Linked DNA regions of Homo sapiens: region 1 is linked to region 2. The links are chromatin loops, found by intact Hi-C in ENCODE. Cell type or tissue: endothelial cell of umbilical vein. All regions are shown on one strand. Each heading gives the region's core, and the rest is flanking DNA. Links, peaks and the distances in the headings are about the cores only. Region 1 overlaps FAM227B (family with sequence similarity 227 member B). Region 2 overlaps GALK2 (galactokinase 2).

Region 1 (9,875 bases), core at 1,876-9,875, 360 kb before region 2:
TTCTTATGAGAGGAAGACAAGATGTCAAGAGAGGGGAGAAGACTCTACACTGCTGGCTTTGAAGATAGAGGGAGGAGCTCTGAGCAAAGGATAGCAGGTGACTGCTAGAAGCCCCTTTTCTCACAAAAAGATCTTCTGGGAGAAAAAATTATGTGTATTAAGCCATTGATATTTTGTGTTTTTTTTGTTACACAAGTAAATTTACTATGCTGGGCGACAAGAGTGAAACTCTGTCACACACACACACACACACACACACACACAAAACATGAAAGGAGCATAGCCCTGCAGACCCATTTCAGATTCCCGACCTCTAGACCTGTGAAATAATAAACTTTGTGATTTTTTAAGCCACTTTGTTAGCTGTTTGTTACAGCAGCAATAAGAAACTAATATGAGATGAATTTTTTTTTAGTATCTTGCAAATCTGAAAAATGCCACACATTTAATTGATGCTCTGTTTATATTTAAATTTACAGATTGAAAGTCATTTTCTGGCATAATCCTCTAAATTATTGTTTTTTTATCCTCTGATTCTTGTTTACTTTAACATTTTTGTTCTAGTTTCTAGAAGATTTCTTCAGCTATTTTTCACTAGACTGTTGTTGAATAATTTATATCATATTTGTACTTTGCATTTTTTCTTATTCTGTATTCATTTATAACATGCAGTTTTGGTTTCAGGGATGCATTATCTTATTATAGCTCTCTATGAGTCTTAAAGACTTTTTTGAAGTTTCCTTCTGTTCCCCACATTGTCTGTATATGCCTAGATTTTATTTTTAGTCACTTGTTTGGATTTCCATTTTTTAAAAATATTTTTTATTTCACAATTAGTCCATAAATAATAATCTTTAGCTTTCTATCCATTTTGAAATACAAGGATTAAAATGGTGATAGAAAGCCTCATGGTGTCTCAACAGGAATTGTCAAGCATTCAGCTTCATAGTAGAGCAAGGTTTATCATTGGAAGTTTCTCAAACATTTAAAGAAGAAAAGGGACTAATAAAGATAAGAATAAATCAATGAAATTAAAAACAAATGTGCACTAAAGAAAAGCAACAAGGCCAAAACTGGTTCTTTGCAAAGATTAATAAAATTGATAAGCCTTTAGATAGACTGACCAAGATAAAGAAAAGTACAAATTTCAGAAATGAAAAATGAAACATCACCACAGACACTACAGATTGCAAAGATAATAGGAGGATATTAAGAATAAATATTTATATCAAAATACTTGACATTTCAATTTTTCTTGAAAGATAATTTACCAAAATTAAGAAGTAATAGAATAGCTGAATGATCCTATATTAATTTTGATAGCTTATATCTGTATTAGTCTACCTAGGATGCTGTAATAGAATACCACAGAGTAGATGACTTAAACAACAGTAGTTTATTTTCTCACAGTTTTAAAGGCCAGAAGTCCAAGACCAAGGTGCCATCAGTGTGAGTTTCTAGTGAGGCCTCTCTTCCTGGCTTGTAGACCACTGCCTTCTCACCATGTCCTTACAAAGCCTCTTCTCTTATATAGACAGAGCATCAGTTAAGTGTGTGGCATTTTTCACATCTGCAAAATGCTAAAAAAAAAAATCACTCTTTCTCCTCATATTAGTTTCTTATTGCTGCTGTAACAAACAGCCAACAAGCAAAGTGGCTTAAAACAACACAAAGTTTATTATTTCATAGTTCTAGATATTTTCACAGATAAAATATCTGTGTGTATATGGAGAGAGAGTATAAGCAAGCAAGCTCTCTGGTGTCTGTTCTCATAATGACACCAATCATATTAGAGCCCCACTCTTTTAGTCTCTTTTAACCTTAATTGTCTCCTCAAAGGCTCCATCTGCAAATAAAGTCACATCTTGTTATAAGTGTTAGGGCTTGAACATATGAATTTGGGGTGGGGGCATGATTAGGTCCATAACAGTATCCTTAATTTAAAACTCCCCCATAATTTCAGGTTCAGGTTCAGGGAACATAACTAGCAGTGTCCACCAAACATTTAAGGAAGAAAGGAAGAAATAGTACTGATCTTTCAGATTTTAAATTCTTTCAGATAATAGAAAAAAATAGAGGCATTTCCCAACTCATTTTTTTTGAGACCATAATAGCCTTAATTCCAAATCTTCACATTATAAGATAGAAAAATTCAGGCCAATCTTTCTTATAAACATTATAATAGCTTATATTATTAGCCTTCCCTTGTCCATTTCTTGTTATATGCATGTCGTTTGTCATGTGACGTAGTAGAACCTCCAGCTTCATGAGCAGAATATATTTTCCAGCCCTTCCTCCCCTGCTGCGTTAGTCCGTTCTCACATTGCTATAAAGAACTACCAGAGACTGGGTAATTTTAAAGAAAAGAAGTTTAATTGACTCACAGTTCCACAGGCTGTACAGGAAGCATGGCTGGGGAGGCCTCAGGAAACTTACAATCATGGCAGAAGGTGAAGGGGAAGCAGATGCGTCCTACATGGCTGGAGCAGGAGGAAAAGGGTGAAGGGGGAGGTGCTACACACTTTTAAACAACCAGATCTCATGAGAAGTCTATCACAAAACAGCACTAGGGGGATGTTGCAAAATCATTAGAAACCACCCCCATGATCCAATCACCTCCCACCAGGCCCCACCTCCAACACTGGGGATTCCAACAGTTCAACATGAGATTTGAGTGGAGATACAGAGCCAAACTATCTGACTTGGTAAAAGTCAGAAGTGAGGTTTGTGGGTGAGGGGAAAGGGATTGTTTGGCTGAGTCATTTATTTTTGCATTTGGGTGTCTTTCATACCCCAGTTTGGTCGCCCAACTCACATTGAAGCCTAAGACCCAGCTGATTTCTCTTCATTTCTGCAAAGTTACTGTACCATGGCAGGCCAACGAACATGTCAAAGGAGGAGCAGCAGAGCTGGCCCCGGGGTAAGGAAGCTTCCACAGCTTTATGTTCACTTACAAAGGTTATATTTCTCTTGGAATTTCAGGTAATCAGGGCTCCCAGGTAGAGCTGGCTTTGTCACTGAAACACCAAGGGTTTGGTCTAGGTCTTAATGCTCGCTGCACAGATGGCCAATCACTGAGATGAGTATTGCCAAGGAAGAAAGCTTTAATAGGGTGCTGCAGCCGAGGAGATGGGAGATCAGTCTCAAATCCATCTCCCTGACTGACTAAAATTAGGGTTTTATATAGCAAGGAAGAAATGTAACCATGTGTGGGAAAACAGAAATTAGGGAGTGGTGGTAAGAAGGAGGAGTTGGTTAACAGGAAACAGGTAGTCAGTTAGGCAATCATGATGGGTGATGGTGAGGAGTCTAGAGGCTAATTGTCAAGATATAGTGATTTGGTATGTTTTAGTTCCTTGACACTATCTGGGAGGCCTGATGGTTAGTTTTCTGGGAAAGGAACTCAGATAAGACCAATGTAACTTTCTCAAGTTTTAAGACTAGAAGGATTAATTTCTATATTTATTTAAAGAAACCATAAACATTAGTTCTATGGGACAGTTAGGCTTGTTTTTAGCTTCATGGGTTTACAACTTCTGCAGTTGCACAGGGCCTTATGCTGAGAAGTACATGCATTTGGTTTAATGCTCTGATGTTATTATCTTCAAACTCAATAATTTTGAACAAGGAACTCTGAATGTTTACAAGTTATTTAACTGGTCCTGCCTCCTGGCATTCACCACTTTTCACTAACCCCATAGAAAAATATGATTTTTTTTTTGTCCAAGTTTGTCTTATTATTATCATGGAAGTGTAGGTGTTTTATATCCTTCTACATCCTACCAAAAGTAGAAATCTGTTTAATTTATACCTTACCTTATTTTAATTTTACCCCAAAAGAAACATGGAATTTTTGAAATTAGTTAGAACTTCACTATGCAAGTTTCACTTTCTTCACTTTTCTAATTCCCTTTAATTTAAATGTGCATATTATTTTTGGTGCTTTGTACTTGGAGTGGTTTGACAGCCATTACAAGAAAAAAAAGTCAATGCTTAAATTGTTTTCATTAAGTTTGATTCTGTATATTTGTAAATGTATTGTGAGTTCCTTCTAGCCAAATTGCTATACCCATGAAGCTAGAGATATTATATCGTGAGTATTTTTCTGTCTGTAAGCCTTTTGCATGCACCATCTCTCATATCTCTCATTCTTTTCAATTTGACTAGCTCTAGAGTTCCCTGTTTCCCATAACATGTTCTTCACATCTCTATGCATCTTTGCTTCTGTCTAAACATTTGCTTTCCTTTTTCAAATTTTTATTTTTAATTTTTAAGGGTACATCATAAGTATATATATATTTATGGCATACATGAGATAATTTTTGATACATACAATATATAATAATTATATCAGAGTAAGTGGGGTATCCATCATTTCAAGCATTTATCACTTATTTATGTTGTAGACATTCCAATTATACTCTTTTATTTATTTTAAAATGTGCAGTAAATTATTGTTGACTATAGTTAGCCAGTTGTGCTATCGAATATTAGATCTTATTCATTCTCTCTAGCTGTTTTTATTTGTCCGTTTGTTTTTTAGAGAGAGTCTCGCTCTGTCACCCAGGCTGGAGTGTAGTGGCACAATCTTGGCTCACCGCAACCTCCGCCTCTGGGGTTCAAGCGATTCTCTCACCTCAGCCTCTCGAGTAGCTGGGACACCTGGCTAATTTTTTTGTATTTTTATAAGAGACTGGGGTTTTACCGTGTTGGCCAGGCTGGTCTCTTGTACTGTTGACCTCAAGCAATCCACCTGCCTTGGCCTCCCAAAGTGCTGGGATTACAGGCGTGAGCCACCATGCCTGGCCACTCTGTTTTGTTTTGTTTTGTTTTACCTTTTTTTAAAATTTTTTATGGAGATTGGCTCTTGCTGTGTTGCCCAACCTGGTCTCAAACTCCTGGGCTCAAGCAGTCCTCCTGTCTTGGCCTCCCAAAGTGTGCTGGTATTATAGGCATGAGCCACTGTGCTTGACCCTAACCTATATTTTTGTACCCATTGACTATACCCACTTTCCCCTCACTTCCCACTACCCTTCTCGGCCTCTGGCAACCATCATTCTATCTCTATCTCCATGAGTTCAATTGTTTAATTTTTTGACTCTCACTAAATACTCATTTTCTATAATGGTTGTCACATACACTCTTTATCTTCTTCTTGTATTATCAGTTATATATTTTCTTATATTCATCATATATTTAGATGAATGAAATATCCCCCAATTCAAATATGTAATTATTTTTTAGCATTTTTTTCTAAAACATGAACTTGTGATTCTGTAATCTTGACCACTTTATATATTGATATGAAATATGTGTTTTAATAAATAAAAATGTAGTACAATCTTTTCAGTGATATCATCATGGATATTAGGATATTAGACTTCTGAATTCCTCTTATTTTTGCCTTCTCACTGGATTTTCATTCTCTAGAAGTATTTTTATTATTTTTCAAGTACCTATATATTTCTGACATTCATCTACTCATTTATGCTTTAATTTATGCACACTGCGAGTACTTATTATGCATTGACTATGAACCAGCCACTGTGTGAAATTTAGAAAATTCAGCCATGATTCACATATACACCATGGAATACTATGCAGCCATAAAAAATGATGAGTTCATGTCCTTTGTAGGGACATGGATGAAGGTAGAAACCATCATTCTCAGCAAACTATCGCAAGGACAAAAAACAAACACCGCATGTTCTCACTCATAGGTGGGAATTGAACAATGAGAACACATGGACACAGGAAGGGGAACATCACACACTGGGGCCTGTTGTGGGGTGGGGACAGGTGGGAGGGATAGCATTAGGAGATATACCTAATGTTAAATGACGAGTTAATGGGTGCAGCACACCAACATGGCACATGTATACATATGTAACAGACCTGCACGTTGTACACATGTACCCTAAAACTTAAAGTATAATAAAAAAAAATAGCCTCTCCAAGGAATTGGCCGGCTACAAAATAAACATACCAAATTAAAAAAAAAAAAAAAGAAAATTCAGCCATGATTGCACCATAGTTTCTATCCTCATAGAGATAATCTGCTGTATGTTACCACGGAGAAAACTTTGGGGGATAAGAAAGGCTTGATGGACAAAGTGACTTTTAATTTGTTATTTGAAGTAAGAGTTAAATAGGCCAAGAAAGGATTGAAAGAGGGTTTGGGAAAGGGAGACTTCTGGGCAGAAGGAAGAATGTAGGCAAAGTCTCTAAGGCGAAAAGGAGAAAGTTGTGGTCTGGATTAAAATTAGTTTGTGTAATGTTGAATACATTTTGAAATCACAAAGAAACTACTAAAAAATGTGATTTTTATCTATTAGACTGAAATATCCAAACATTTAAATTTATTTTAACTATGTAACTAGTTAACTTTTTAAAATACTTTATCAGCAAGAACATATTATATTTTTGGCTCTGGATTTATTATAGAGGCTATCCATGATAGCCCAAAATATCTTGGAACTCTTTTAGGAATCTGAAATGAGGACCTAAAGCAAGATTCATGTGGAGTTTTTCTCTAGGGCTAGTGTATAAGAGGGAAGCCTATTACAAAATTTGGTTTGGAGGCTAAGAACTTAAACATTTATGTGTGTCCCTTTTCAAAGTGGAGGGATGGTATAAAGTGAGCATTTTATGATATCTTACCGCTCTGAAAATGATAAATAGAGTATCATTTTATTTAAGTAAATTATTTGTAAATATTATGAACAGTCTAGTGAGTTTATGCCAATGAACAATGTTGATATTACTTTATTAGAAAATGCAAGAACCTCCAAAGAGCATTGAAGAATTCTTAAAGTTTCAAAATTGGGTGAGTAAAGCATCTTATTTTATGTGCCATTACATCATTTTAAAATATCAGTTATGGAGATTTAGAAGGCTTAGAATAAACTTTAAGACTAGAAATTTCAGAAATATGTTTCAATGAGGAAAGTGTGTATATAAATACTTATGTCCTTTGAGTAGGCTCTATGTTGTAGTCTTCCCTCTTGTCAACATTCTATTCTCTTTTTCACATTAAAAAAATTCTAGCCCTATACAGACATTTCTATATACTTTTGTTATTGTAAGATTTTTGTCTTATGTATTTACACCTTAAAGAATATCCAACAGTTATGCTTACTTATCTCATTTATTTATGCACCACACCTGAGACAGGTAATCTGTAGAGGTGTTACATCAATATTCCTTGATTATTGAATCAGAGTGAAAAATTCAAAATGTGTTTTCATGTTAAAAGTTCAGTTTCCATTGTTATGCAAAATTACTGACTTCGCCTGGGGTTATTGGACTTGCTAAGTCTTCCCTTGGATCCATGCATCTGCAAGTGTGAAGGTCATATTTGTTTTGCATTGAGGAATGTCAAGTAAGGGCCAGAAGAAAGATGTCAGTATAGAAAACAGAAAAAAGGTGGCTTTTTAATTAGATATGTTTGTATTTTGAGTGGATTGGAATATAAATAATTTACATTTATTTATGCTTAAATGTAAATAGTATTTGCTATGATTAAACTGCTAACAATGTAGTTTCAGAAATATCTACTTTTAAATATCTATCTTCTGTTTTTATATTTGTTTAGACAAGTTTTTTTTTTTTTTTTTTTTTACTTTCAATGTTTTGGGAAAGGATTGCGCTCAGATGAAAACATTCTTAGTCATAAAAGTTTACTTCAGTCACATGGTGTATCTAAGTATGTTGAAATACTTTTGGAACAAACTTTTTGTAACTATTTTGATTTAAATAATGATGCAAATGTGCTGCAGCCTAATGACAATGTTTAAGGACTTTTTAATGTTTTAAGTTTTAAGTTAAAATTAATCTAAATTCAGCAAATAATGGAGACTGTATTATTATACATGTTTGAGGACCTAGGATTTTAAATAAAAAATTCTAATTATTTGAAGTAGTAAATATGTTATCCCTTTGCTTAAATTGAGAATGATACCAATCAAATCAAGATAGTGGGTTTATGCCAGCTCTTCACTAAATACAGGATAAAAATCAAATCAAACCATGTCTTATTAATAGTATGTCAGTAGTATCATCTTTGTATGCAAAGGATATATTTATATTTGTATTCAAAGGCTATATTTATAGCCTTCAAGTTTTATCAGGTAGCATTTGATAAAACAACATATCCATCTGTATCATTTTGTCATTTATAGGTTTCTCTGTAAATCTTTTCATATTTTCTGAATTTCCCAACCAAATACCCATATTCTGTAGTTATTTTTTATGGTTTGACTATGTTTATACATTGCCAAACTATTGGATATTTGAAAATATTCAGGAATAAAATGACTAGATGCTTAATTTTTTGTTTGCTATACAAAGTCTTTGTCCAATAGACAATGGTAGAAAAGTAGTGACTGCCATGAATTCATTTAAGAAATATTTTTGAACACCTGCTATGTGCCAGGCACATAGATGCTTAGGATATATCAGTGAATAAAAACAAGCAAAGATGCCTGCCCTTATGGAGCTATTATTCTTTTAGAATTGAATCATGTTATTAATCCAAGCTCTGCTGTTAACTAGCATTATAATAGTACTTGCAACCTACATGTTAGCTACTTGTTTCTCTTGTCTTCTACTTAATCTTTTATCATATCATCTAAAGTCCTCTCTTTTTTGCCAGTTCCTACCATTTCTATCTTTTTTGGTAATTTTAATATTTTATATCATCTACTCCTCTCTTTCACCTCTTCCTATCTCCTGTTGTACTTCTGTGTATCTTTTTATCTTCAATTGTTTTTATCCTCTCATTTCTCTATTGATCATTTCCCACATTCCCTTTACTCCATCACAATTCTATTTCTAGTTTTATTTTTATAAAAATATTTTTATGTTTTTATAACATCTTCTTTTTCCACTATTGTTGTATCAGTGTCAGCTCTCTTACTTATCCTATTCATTCACTCATTTAGTTACTTCCGTTCACTACCCACTATTTGCCAGATATTTTTCTGGGCACTGGAGTTACAGCTATGAACAAAGACAAAAGATTCTACTCTTAAGGAATCTACATTATCTTCCCCCTTTTTGTCTCATCTCTCTTTACTGTCACACTTTAAAAAATTCTTTTTGGTTCTTCAAGTACAAAGTGTTGATTCCAATTTCTTCCATATTTATATATTATACTTTTGATTTTTCATGTTATTTATTTCTTATTACCTTTTTTCTGTGTCCATGCAACTTTTATCTGGTAGAACTTTAATTCATCTTTTCTTAGTTCATCAATGTTAATTTTTGTTAACAGGCCTGTTAGATTCGTAATCTGTGTCTGAAGAGTACTCCATGATATGATTTTTCTTAGAGGATCAAAATTATTTTATGATAGAGAAAATAATAATTTCAATCCCATTCTCTTTTTTGAGGGAATAGCCTGATTTATTTGCTTATTTGTTTATTCATTTATTTATTCATTAATCCATTTAAATCCTTATATCAAAGCTTAATATAAAGGAAAAAGAGCTAAATAATAGTCACTTTTCTTACTAATTCTAGTCATGCTTCTTATTTCTTACCTTCTGTTTGATACTTCAGCATTGTCTCTTGGGCTTTGGGACATGGGTGAAGACTTACCCATATATTCAATAAAAAAAATTCCTCTCTAAACTCCACGAGAGCCCTTTTGTCTGTCTACTCTCCCTTCTCCATCTCTAGTTTTATATTAGCATATAATAATTTGTGCTTCTGCCACTGCCAAAGTTAATTGCTATAATTAAAATAAACATGACAAATACATAGCCAATTCTTGCTTCACTGACCCTGTTTTAAACAAGGTAAATGTTCTTCTTACTTATCACTAAGGACCACAGCGCTATAATGTAGAATTTAACTCCTTAGGGAACAAAAAC
Region 2 (9,920 bases), core at 1,096-9,095:
TCCCTTACTTCCTTAAAATATACTAATACCCCCTGCCACTCTCCATCTCAAACCCTGCTTTTTCTTCAAGGCTTTTAACACTTTAGGTTATCTTTTCACTTATTTCTTTTCCATCACCCTTCTTTCCCCACTTAATTGTAAGCTCCATGAGAGCAGGCACTGCATTTTAGTAATTGCTCTACCCCAGTGCCAGGAATAGTGCCTGACACAAAATAGATATGTTATTAAAAATTGTTAATTGAATCAACATATGAGCTAAATGTAGTCTCTTTGAGTTGTAATATTTAAAGATACAAAGATTTTATTTTCCTCACAATACTTAAGGTGACTGTGAGTCCAATATTTGGTTGTATAAGATTATGGATAATTTTCTTTAATTTCTAATTAAATAAAATGTTATTTTATTATAATTATAATTAAAATTAAATAAAATGTTATTTTATTACAATTATAATTAAAATTAAATAAAATAATCCATAATCTTATAAAATAGAATATATTGCTTTTACAGTTAAAAAAATTTTAAGGAACATATAATCATTTCTAATGAGATCAGGAAAAACCTAGGGTTATTAAGAAATATAGTTTCACCCATTTAAGATGTTGTGCTGTATTTCCTACTTCTACCCATGGCTTTGGGAACACCCAGCTCATGAACTAGCCCTCAGTGCTAAAACTCACACTTGAAAACTGTATTCTCACTGCCATTGTGTTCAGTCAATATTTATAATTTTTAACTACAACACTTTAATTAGAAAATATTTAATTGATCTTAAATTTCTGATAAACAAAAACTCTAACTTTACTAGTTATAATAGCTATGTAATGCCTATTCTTTACACTAAAGGAGAATACAATCAGGGATAAAAGAGAGGTTTCCACATGCATCCAGAGATATTTATGCCTTTAGAAACATCTCCATTTTGGGTAGCCAATTATATTATATGAGTGCATCCCATTTCTTTGCCTCTGTTGCTCCTTTACCACCTCCCTGTGTAATAACTCCTTCATCTGAGAATGTAAGAGGCAGGTGACAAAATTCAGCGGGTTCAAGTGTGACATCCAAGAGGAACAGTCTTTACTAGAACTGTTACTATGACAACTTTACTAATTCACATGCTTAAATTTATGGGATTTATGTCTGTATATAACAGACAAAGCCTATTAGCAACTAGGCGGAACCCAGCAACTAGCACAAATGCCTAAAACTAATAATGACAGTCACCAGCCAGTGTGGCAGAGACACCAACAACTCAGAATAGACATCAGCCATAAGAGAGGCAGGAGAGAGACCAGTGGATCAACCCTGCCTGGAACATAATAACTCCTCAGTCAATGTGGATAAATGAATAAATCCTCTGGATTAAACCAAATTGTAAAATTGATAGAATCTCAAGTTAAAACTCAAATAATTATTTATGTCATCACCAGGAAATTATGTTGCAAATGAGATTACATTTTTTTAATTAATTCAGTTAGGCACCATACTGCCTGATCTAAATCAGTTGTGATTTGAGTCTATGGGGATCCAAACATTTAAAAAATAAATAGTCTCTATGCTTGAAAACCCCATGATGGTCTAGAGGGAAACATCTTTACAATACAAACTAAGAAGCGCTATAGTGAAGTTAAAAGTTAATAGGATATTGACATCTTACAGGCCAAGGAGCTTTAATCAAGGGGGCAACAGGGGAGAATCTATTTAACCAATTACATCTGGCTAAAGCTTGCAAATTGACACGGATGGTACTGAGTAAGCAAATATACGTGAATGGTTCAGTACCAGCAATACAACTATCTGTCTGCCTCCTATAGATGAGGAAAGGACTGTACTGTTTATCTTTTCTTGCTTCCAATGTGCTAACTACATGACTAGAGAAACCTGAAAAGATCAAATAACAATCAAATGATGGTTCCATCAACACCACCCATCTGGAAAGAAAGAAAAGGCTAAAACACATAAGAAAGCATGCACATGAAAGGCAGCTATCTGCCCATGTCAGGGCTCTCTTAAGTCCACCTGTTCCCTGCAGAAGCTCTGGCTTATACCAATTTATCTAGACGGGCTACAGTATCATTTTTACAGTTATATATACTACTGATCAGCCTCTTTTAATCTAACACAGAGCTCTAGAGAATTAAGCCTGTGTAGCATAAACCCCTTAAAAGATTACAATAATTACAGACACAAAGACATGTAAATATTTGTTAGTCAAACCAAATTCGCGTTGCTTGGTATTTTCTTTGGAGCCTGCCCATGTCATTATACTGAAATGTGATATATACAAACCCTAAGTGACTGCAAGTGAAATAATGTAACCCTATATACACAGTGGCAGTATAAAATTACATCTGCTTTGGTTATTTTTATGTTAGACATCTCAAACAGTTTATTCCAAGCTTAGTACATTTTGTTTCCTAAACAAAACAATGAAGAACATGAACAGACTTAAATAGCAGTGCAATAATGAATTGAAATTCCTTGACAAAATTGAGAATTTGTGATTTTTAAGTCATTGCTATTTTTCACTCATTTGACAAACATGCATTATTAATTAAAACATGTAATAGAAGACTATGTTATAGTCTCTATCATCACTTTTAATACACTTTTAAAGAACTTTTATTAACAAAAACTCCACCTTTATAAAGGGGAATTCATATGACATACCTAAACTATGGCATTATTTTGATAGACAGCAGATCTCTACCTATCTCTGTGTATTAAATAATGTTAAGTACAATTGGAGAAACAGAAACCATGTGATGCAATTCACCAAGAAGGACATCCATCACCTATACAGTATTCTTGGGGCAAAAAACCTTAGTCTCAATCTAATAATAAGGCAACCGTCTGACAAATCCAAATTCAGGAAATTTGAACAAAAAAATTTGGCCTGGACGCTTCAAAATTGTCAGTGTCATAAAAGACAAAAAAATGCTGGGGAACTGTTCTAAAATAAAGTAAACTAAAAAAATGAAAAAAAAACTAAATGCAATGATGATATTAATTAAATCCAATTATTGGTAAAACTGAGTATTATTATGAGTAGTATTTAATTCCTTTCTTTTTAATTTTTCAGATCCAGAATGTATTCAATTATCTTGAATAAGTAAATTCTCAATCAGAAAAAATTAAAAGAAAGAAAGAAAAAGAACAAGAAAAAGAAGTTCTAAAGGACATTACTATTGAGACAATTGGGAAATTTGAATATGAACTGCATATTAGATAATAATATTATATCAATGTTAAATGTTCCAATGATATAGTGTGGCATATTAAAGAATGCCTTGCTTTGAGGGGATGAATATTGATGTACTCAGAGGTGATGTCCGCAATTAATTCCCAAATGGCTCAGAAAAAAAAGTAGAGAGAAAGATAAAGCAAATGTGGCAAAATGTTTCCAAGGATCTATGTGAAAGACATACATGTTCATTGCCTATTCTTGCCTCTTCTATCCTTTTGAAATTTTCTCATAATTAAAAGTTGGAAAAAAATTTTAAGTGGTACATTAACAATACATCTAATCATGTGTGTGTGAGAGATGTAACATCGCTGTCAATAGGTAACAATATTATCCCAAATAATTGAAGAAAATCAATGAAAACTTCTAAATATAAAAGCACCCTGCATTAACACATAGGTTTCTGTGAACTATCCCTAAAAAATCTACATCTTTTAAATTTTTCCAATAAATTTCTTCCTTTATCACCAAATTTTCTTTTATCCAAATTCTCTGCTTTATCACCAAATTTAAACCATAGTGACATTTGAAGAACTATTTATAAAACCTGATGAGAATTAAAATATTTTGTCATGAAAATAAATATAAATACAAATTAAATTATAAAAATAAAAAGGAGCACTTTCATTACAATGAAAAGGTCTTGACAGCATAAAGAGTCCTGATTGCTTAGATTTTTGCTTATATTTTACAAAGCAATAACATAATTTTATCAGAAGAAGAAATAATCAGATAATCTCTGAATGCCTTTGTAACCACAGGACTCATCACCAATTTTACTTTCTCTGTAACTTACTTAAAATGTAAGAGATTTATGGTCTTTGATGGTCACAAATAAATTCCACAGGGTCTTGCTTCACTTTAATTTATATAAATACAGTCAAAATTAACAACCAGTTGTTAATTCATCCAAATATAGTACTAACACTAGGGGAAAATGGCTGCTTTACAGATGAAGGTAGTTCACTAATTCAACCCAATCCAATTACTTGCCTCCTTTATGTCAGGCACTGTAAAGATGCTCATAAGAAAGTGATACAATCATCTCTCTTTAGGGAGAAAAGTTTTAAGGTTATTTACAATTTGCCAGACTAACTGCACTTCTTTTATTCTTAACAAATTTATATGTCCTTCAAGATTGAAAATTCATCCCTATTGTCAATACCAGTGGCTGACCCAAGATCCAGAAGGGCTGAATGAACCTAAGCCTATCCACCCAATGACTGTGCCCCTCAACAGTTTTGTGTAGTTGTTGTTGATGATGATGATGATGATGATGCTTGGTGTTTTAAGGTCCAAAGATGAAATGGGGACAATGTTAATATACTATAAAAGTGAAATCTTCCATATCTCTTTGATATAACATAAAGTCTAGAGTCCTAAGTAAACACTCCTATAGCTAGGCTCCAGGAAGTCTCTGAGAGGCAGGGCTCTGGTCTAAGAAGTTGGCAGTTGTACCTTACTTAACAGAGTTAAATGGCCTATCATATGGATCATGGTACAGTTCTTTGAAACTTTCCAAGTGCTAAACAGATGGTAAGTTACATTATTCATGATTCAAAAGTGTATGTCTTACTGCACAAATGCTATTGGAAAAAATATTCCTGCTGGCTGCTCTGCCTATGAAGTAGTGATTCTTTTATTCCTTTAGTTGCTTAATAAACTTGCTTTCACCACAAAAAAAAAGAAAGAAAGAAAAAATATTCCTGCTTACAATGCAAATCAGTCACAGTTTTGGTTCCTCTGAGTAAGCGTCTAAAGATAAAAGGTCACACCTGTAGTAGACAAGAGAACCCTGGGATCCATTTAGTGGAGATCTCCTGAGAGATGCTAAGTAAAATCCCTGAGTCTATGAGGCTCCCTGTGTCCAAGTACTTCAAAATGAAATGAGAGATTATAGAGTATTTTCAACTCAAGGAAGATAAAATTGAATGCACATATAATGATCCTATGCTATATGTGATTAAATATGACTAAAGTGACTTTTGCTTCACAATTGTTAGTTTAAAAGAAGTCAAACAGAAAATTAGTTTGAGCAGGGATAAATATTTGCAACATATAATAGATGAATGGTTAGCATATGAAGAGTTCTTATAAAGTAATAAGATGATTGATAAATACTCCAGGAGAAAATGAGCTGAGTTGATATACAGCCAAATCAAAAAATGCAAGTGATCAATAAAAGACATGGAAAAGATTAAACATTTAAACTATCTAATTAAACTATCTAATAATTAAAGAAATGGCCATGACAACATCTTTCAGATTAGGAAAGATTTAAAAGATTGATAGAACTTCAGTAGTAGGAAAATAGATCCTCTCATGCAATGTTGCTGCATTGCTGGTAAAATCTTTCCGGATTGGGCAGTGTATTTCAAAAGTAAAGTTATCATATCTTTTAACCCAGTAACTTTATGTTCTGGGATTTATGTTAAATAAAAAAGTGAATAAGTATGAAAATAATTGTCTACAAGAATATTCATCAGAGCCTTCTTTATAATAGTGGAAACTTGAAAACAACCTACATTTCCATCATAGAGGTCTAGTTAAATAAAGTATAGCATATCCTTATAAAGAAATATTATTAAGTATTAAAACTGATATTATACAAAACCCTGGAAACAACTGAAATGTCCAATAGTCAGGCCAATTTTAGAACATTACCATCACACCAAAATCTATAATTGGGCATTATAGTATGACCGTATATTAGAAAACAAGGCAGCCATTAAAGAGAATTCAGTATATGTAGATGTGCTGACATGGAATGATTCCCAATTTATGGTTTTAAGTGAAAAAGCAAAGCAAGGGGAAAGATGTGTGTGTATGTGTGTGTGTGTATAATTTTTTTTTTGAGACGAAGTCTTACTCTGTCACCCAGACTGGAGTGCAATGGTGCGATCTCGCCTCACTGCAACCTCTGCCTCCCGGGTTCAAGCAATCCTCCTGCCTCAGCCTCCTGATAGCTGGGATTACAGGTGCTCACCATCATACCCAGCTAATTTTTTGTATTTTTAGGAGAGACAGAGTTTCACCATGTTGGCCAGGGTGGTCTCAAACTCCTGACCTCAAGTGATCCACCCGCCTTTGCCTCCCAAAGTGCTGGGATTACAGGCATGAGGCACCGCACCGGGCCAATATATACATATATTTATATATAAAATTTTCCTGGGTGTTTTACAAAAAGGGCAAACATATGTATATATTACATTGGATAGAGTATTTCTGGAAGGATTCATTAAAAATCTTTTAACAGTGGTTGATCCTAGGGTTGAAGAAAGTCTTGCTATTTTTTATGTTTAGGAAGTACAGAACATAGAGAAAAGTATATAAAGCATAAAAATAAAGCTTAATAATTTGTCACAAAGGAAACATCCTCGTAACCACCATCAAGGTTAAGAAATGAAGCACTTAGAATCAGAGTGGAATGATGGTTGCTGGTGCAGGGTGAGGTGGATGGGGAGTTACTAATCAACTGGCATAAAGCTTCAGTCAAACAAGCTGGACAAGCTCTAGAGATCTGCTCTACAACATTGCACCTATAGTCAATGATAATGTATTATACATTTAAAATTTTGTTAAGAGGGTAGATCTCATGTTAAGTGGTCTTGCCACAATAAAAGAAAAAGTAATGAACCTCTGCCAGCACTCTAGAAGGTCTCTTCATGTCTCTACCTAATCATTTCTCTTCCCTAATTCCCAAAGGCAGTCATTATACTGAATTCTACTAATTTGCTAAGAGTTTTTATCATGAATGCATGATAAATCTTATCAAACTCTTTCCTTTATATATCAAGATGACATGTTTTACTGTTAATATGGTAAATAACACTGATTTTTAAATGATAAACCAACCTTAAATTCTTAGAATAAACTCATCTTGGCCACAATGTATTAGCCTATAATATTACCAGATTAAATTTGTGAACATTTTGTTCAGAATTTTTTGTATCCAATGTCATGAGAGAGATTGACCTGTAATTCTCTTTTCTTGTGATGTCCTTGTCAGGTTTGGTATCAAGCTATCACATTTGGTTTGGCAGAAAGGTTTTACTGGCCTCATAATACAAGTTGGGAAGTGTTCTTTGTTTTCGTATTCTTTGGAAGAATTTGTATATGCTACTTTTGCATGACATTTCCATTTTTATGTTAATCTAATCTCCCTACTGAAATTATAAACTTCTAAGGCCCAAAGACTGTATCTAAGTTTTCCTATATCCTGAGAATCCAACCGTTTGCTTTGGATATAGTAGGATTTCAAAAAAATATCATTATAACTTTGACAAAGAGTATAAAATCTGTCAACTTATTTAAAAAATCCAATTCACATTAATTATATACATGAAAATGTATAATTTACTTCCCTGTCTTTTAGGACATCAGAAGGATCACAGAATGTTAGGGCTGGACCTCATCTCCAGGGTTTTCCGATGTCTATGATACTGATTATATCAGACAATATGGTATAATTACATTATACCATAGGTAGCAGCATGGCTGAATAGAAAAGTATCCATTTTGGATCAAAAATATGTGAGCTGGAATCCAGACAACTCCAGTTACATGTGATTTGTCTTTGGTGACATTATATAAATTCTCTGAGCCTCATATTTTCCTCTGCAAAATTGAAATAGTAGTAAAACTTATTTACAAGACTACCACAAAGTTAGAGTTGATGTGCATAAAACATCTAGGTGCTTAACAGTAATTTTTTTAAAAAGACATCTTTTACTCTCATGAAAATTCTAACATAAAACTTTAAAGTCATATTTTGCAGTAATAACCTCCAAATCTTTGTGTCTCCAATACTGCAGTGCATGCTTTAACCAGTCTCATTTATTAACCTTTTCTCTTTGAATCACTTTCTTCTCCACACAATATGATTTGGCTCCTTACTCTTCCCATGACCACTGTTAGAAATGCTTGTTCCCCGGTGCCATAAAGAAATAGCACTTGAACATAAATTTAATTTCCTCAGCAAGGCCATTTTTACTTTCTGCAGAAAGGGTACACTCGCCAGCAGTTTTACCACAAGAGTACACCAAACAAAGGAGACAGAGTCATTTATAACCTGACGCGTCCACCCTACTGCTATGTCCGGTTTCCATTGGCTAGTACGGGACCTCACATTCTGTATTTGTCCCAATTGGCTAGCAACTTAGAACTTTTTAAAAGAGGCACGGGCAGACGAGAACAAAGGAAGGAGGAAGTAACTTGTGGAATGCTGAGAAAGGTAAAAACACCTCCAAATAAGGAAGAGGAACAGGCTATAACCTAATGCCCGCTTGGACCAGTATAAGCATGCCAGGGCAAATATTTAGGCTAAATTGTGGGAGCTAAGAACATAAAGTACATTGATTTCTTTATTAGAGCTAGCAGATATTTAAGAATGTTAGCACAGCTCTTTGAATAAATTTTGCTTCTAAGAGAAGTACTATTTATTCCTAATTAGACAGGGAGGAGAGTCTCTTTGAAAAGGAACCTCTACTTTACTTTTTATACCACCAATACAGTCAACAAAACTTCATACAATTACAAAAACTTCCCTGACTACTAATTTATTTTCCTACCTTACCTATTTTCTTGCTAAACTCTTTCCCTGAACTTCATCAAAATCTCCTATCAGGAAGGTCAGAGAACTGTAGGTATTAAGCCAGTTTAACTGAGTCATCCTTGTGAAGTTAAAGGAAGAACTATTCTCACCCTTATTTTAGAAACAGAAACTGAGGCATAGGGAAGTTATCACAAGTTACAGAGCAAATTGGCCACAGAGGGGACAAAGTTAAGTCAGTCTTTCATTGTCTTCCTTACTCTATCAAATATTAGTCTGGGAGTCAGCATAGGTAACTCTTGACCAAGATGGCTACCATAACCTCTGTGAAACAGAAATGCATGAAAATAAATGAGAAACACTTCTGAATTTGGTAGGGGGGTTATCTATCCTTGTATTTTCATCTTTAAGTTATGTTCAATGCACACAACTGATGTAGTAGGTAAAGGCTATGCACATATGTGTAGTACTTAATATCACTTGCATTATTCCAGTTAATTATTTGAATACTGTGTAACACTTAACTTATTGTAGGGTGCAAGTCAAAATCTGGAGGCCTTGAAACACAGTCACTGAGTAATAACGATTTAAGGATCACAACAAAAGTTCAAAACACAACTAGGCATACATATTAATTTGTAGCAACAGTGGTTTCATTTGAAACCACTTGCAAACAGTGACACACACTCCTCAAATCTGCTGTTCCCTAATTATGCTTGTTTGCCTTCGTTTACGCTAAAGGTAAACAAGTATTTAGCCTAGGAAAGAAAACGGAAAAAAAACCCAGAAGTGACCCAAACAACGTCTGCAAAGACAAATAGCTTAGTGTCACATCACCCAAGTGAATCCAAACTACTCAAAATCATTAAAGAAATGATTCAGTCTCCAATCCTACTCCTAAAAAAGGATACAACCAGAGGATCTCTTTTAATTGACAAAACTACGTGAATGGTTTTGTATTTACATTATTAACCTAAAACTTAGAACACATTTAAACACAGGCCACCCAGAGCTAACACTATAGCTTCCTGGTTTTTGTACCAGTGAGCACATGGCTTCAGTCCATGTTCAACACCTAATTAAGAGATTCTTTTCAAAGCTTGTATTCTGGATTTACCATCTTT

The links. Hi-C counts contacts between places; a loop is a spot of excess contacts. Peaks named below come from ENCODE experiments on the same cell type or tissue, not always from the same donor. Only the 100,000 strongest peaks of a DNase experiment are listed, where the experiment ranks them.
Region 1: a loop joins it to region 2, with 6 times the contacts of the local background. A loop is called at or near these places in 2 of 110 quality-filtered maps.

What each region holds. Positions count from the first base shown.
Region 1 is chr15:49,608,166-49,618,040 of GRCh38, reverse strand. It overlaps FAM227B (family with sequence similarity 227 member B), which reads left to right. Exons shown (of 16, transcript NM_152647.3): 2 at 2,798-2,920; 3 at 6,773-6,826. The coding sequence starts at 2,870. Among named protein-coding and RNA genes, the nearest start is that of FAM227B, 7.7 kb to the left of the region's middle. In endothelial cell of umbilical vein, for the core only: no CTCF peak of the experiment used is centred there; no DNase peak of the experiment used is centred there.
Region 2 is chr15:49,248,445-49,258,364 of GRCh38, reverse strand. The region is part of intron 5 of GALK2 (galactokinase 2); the gene reads right to left. Among named protein-coding and RNA genes, the nearest start is that of GALK2, 83 kb to the right of the region's middle. In endothelial cell of umbilical vein, for the core only: no CTCF peak of the experiment used is centred there; no DNase peak of the experiment used is centred there.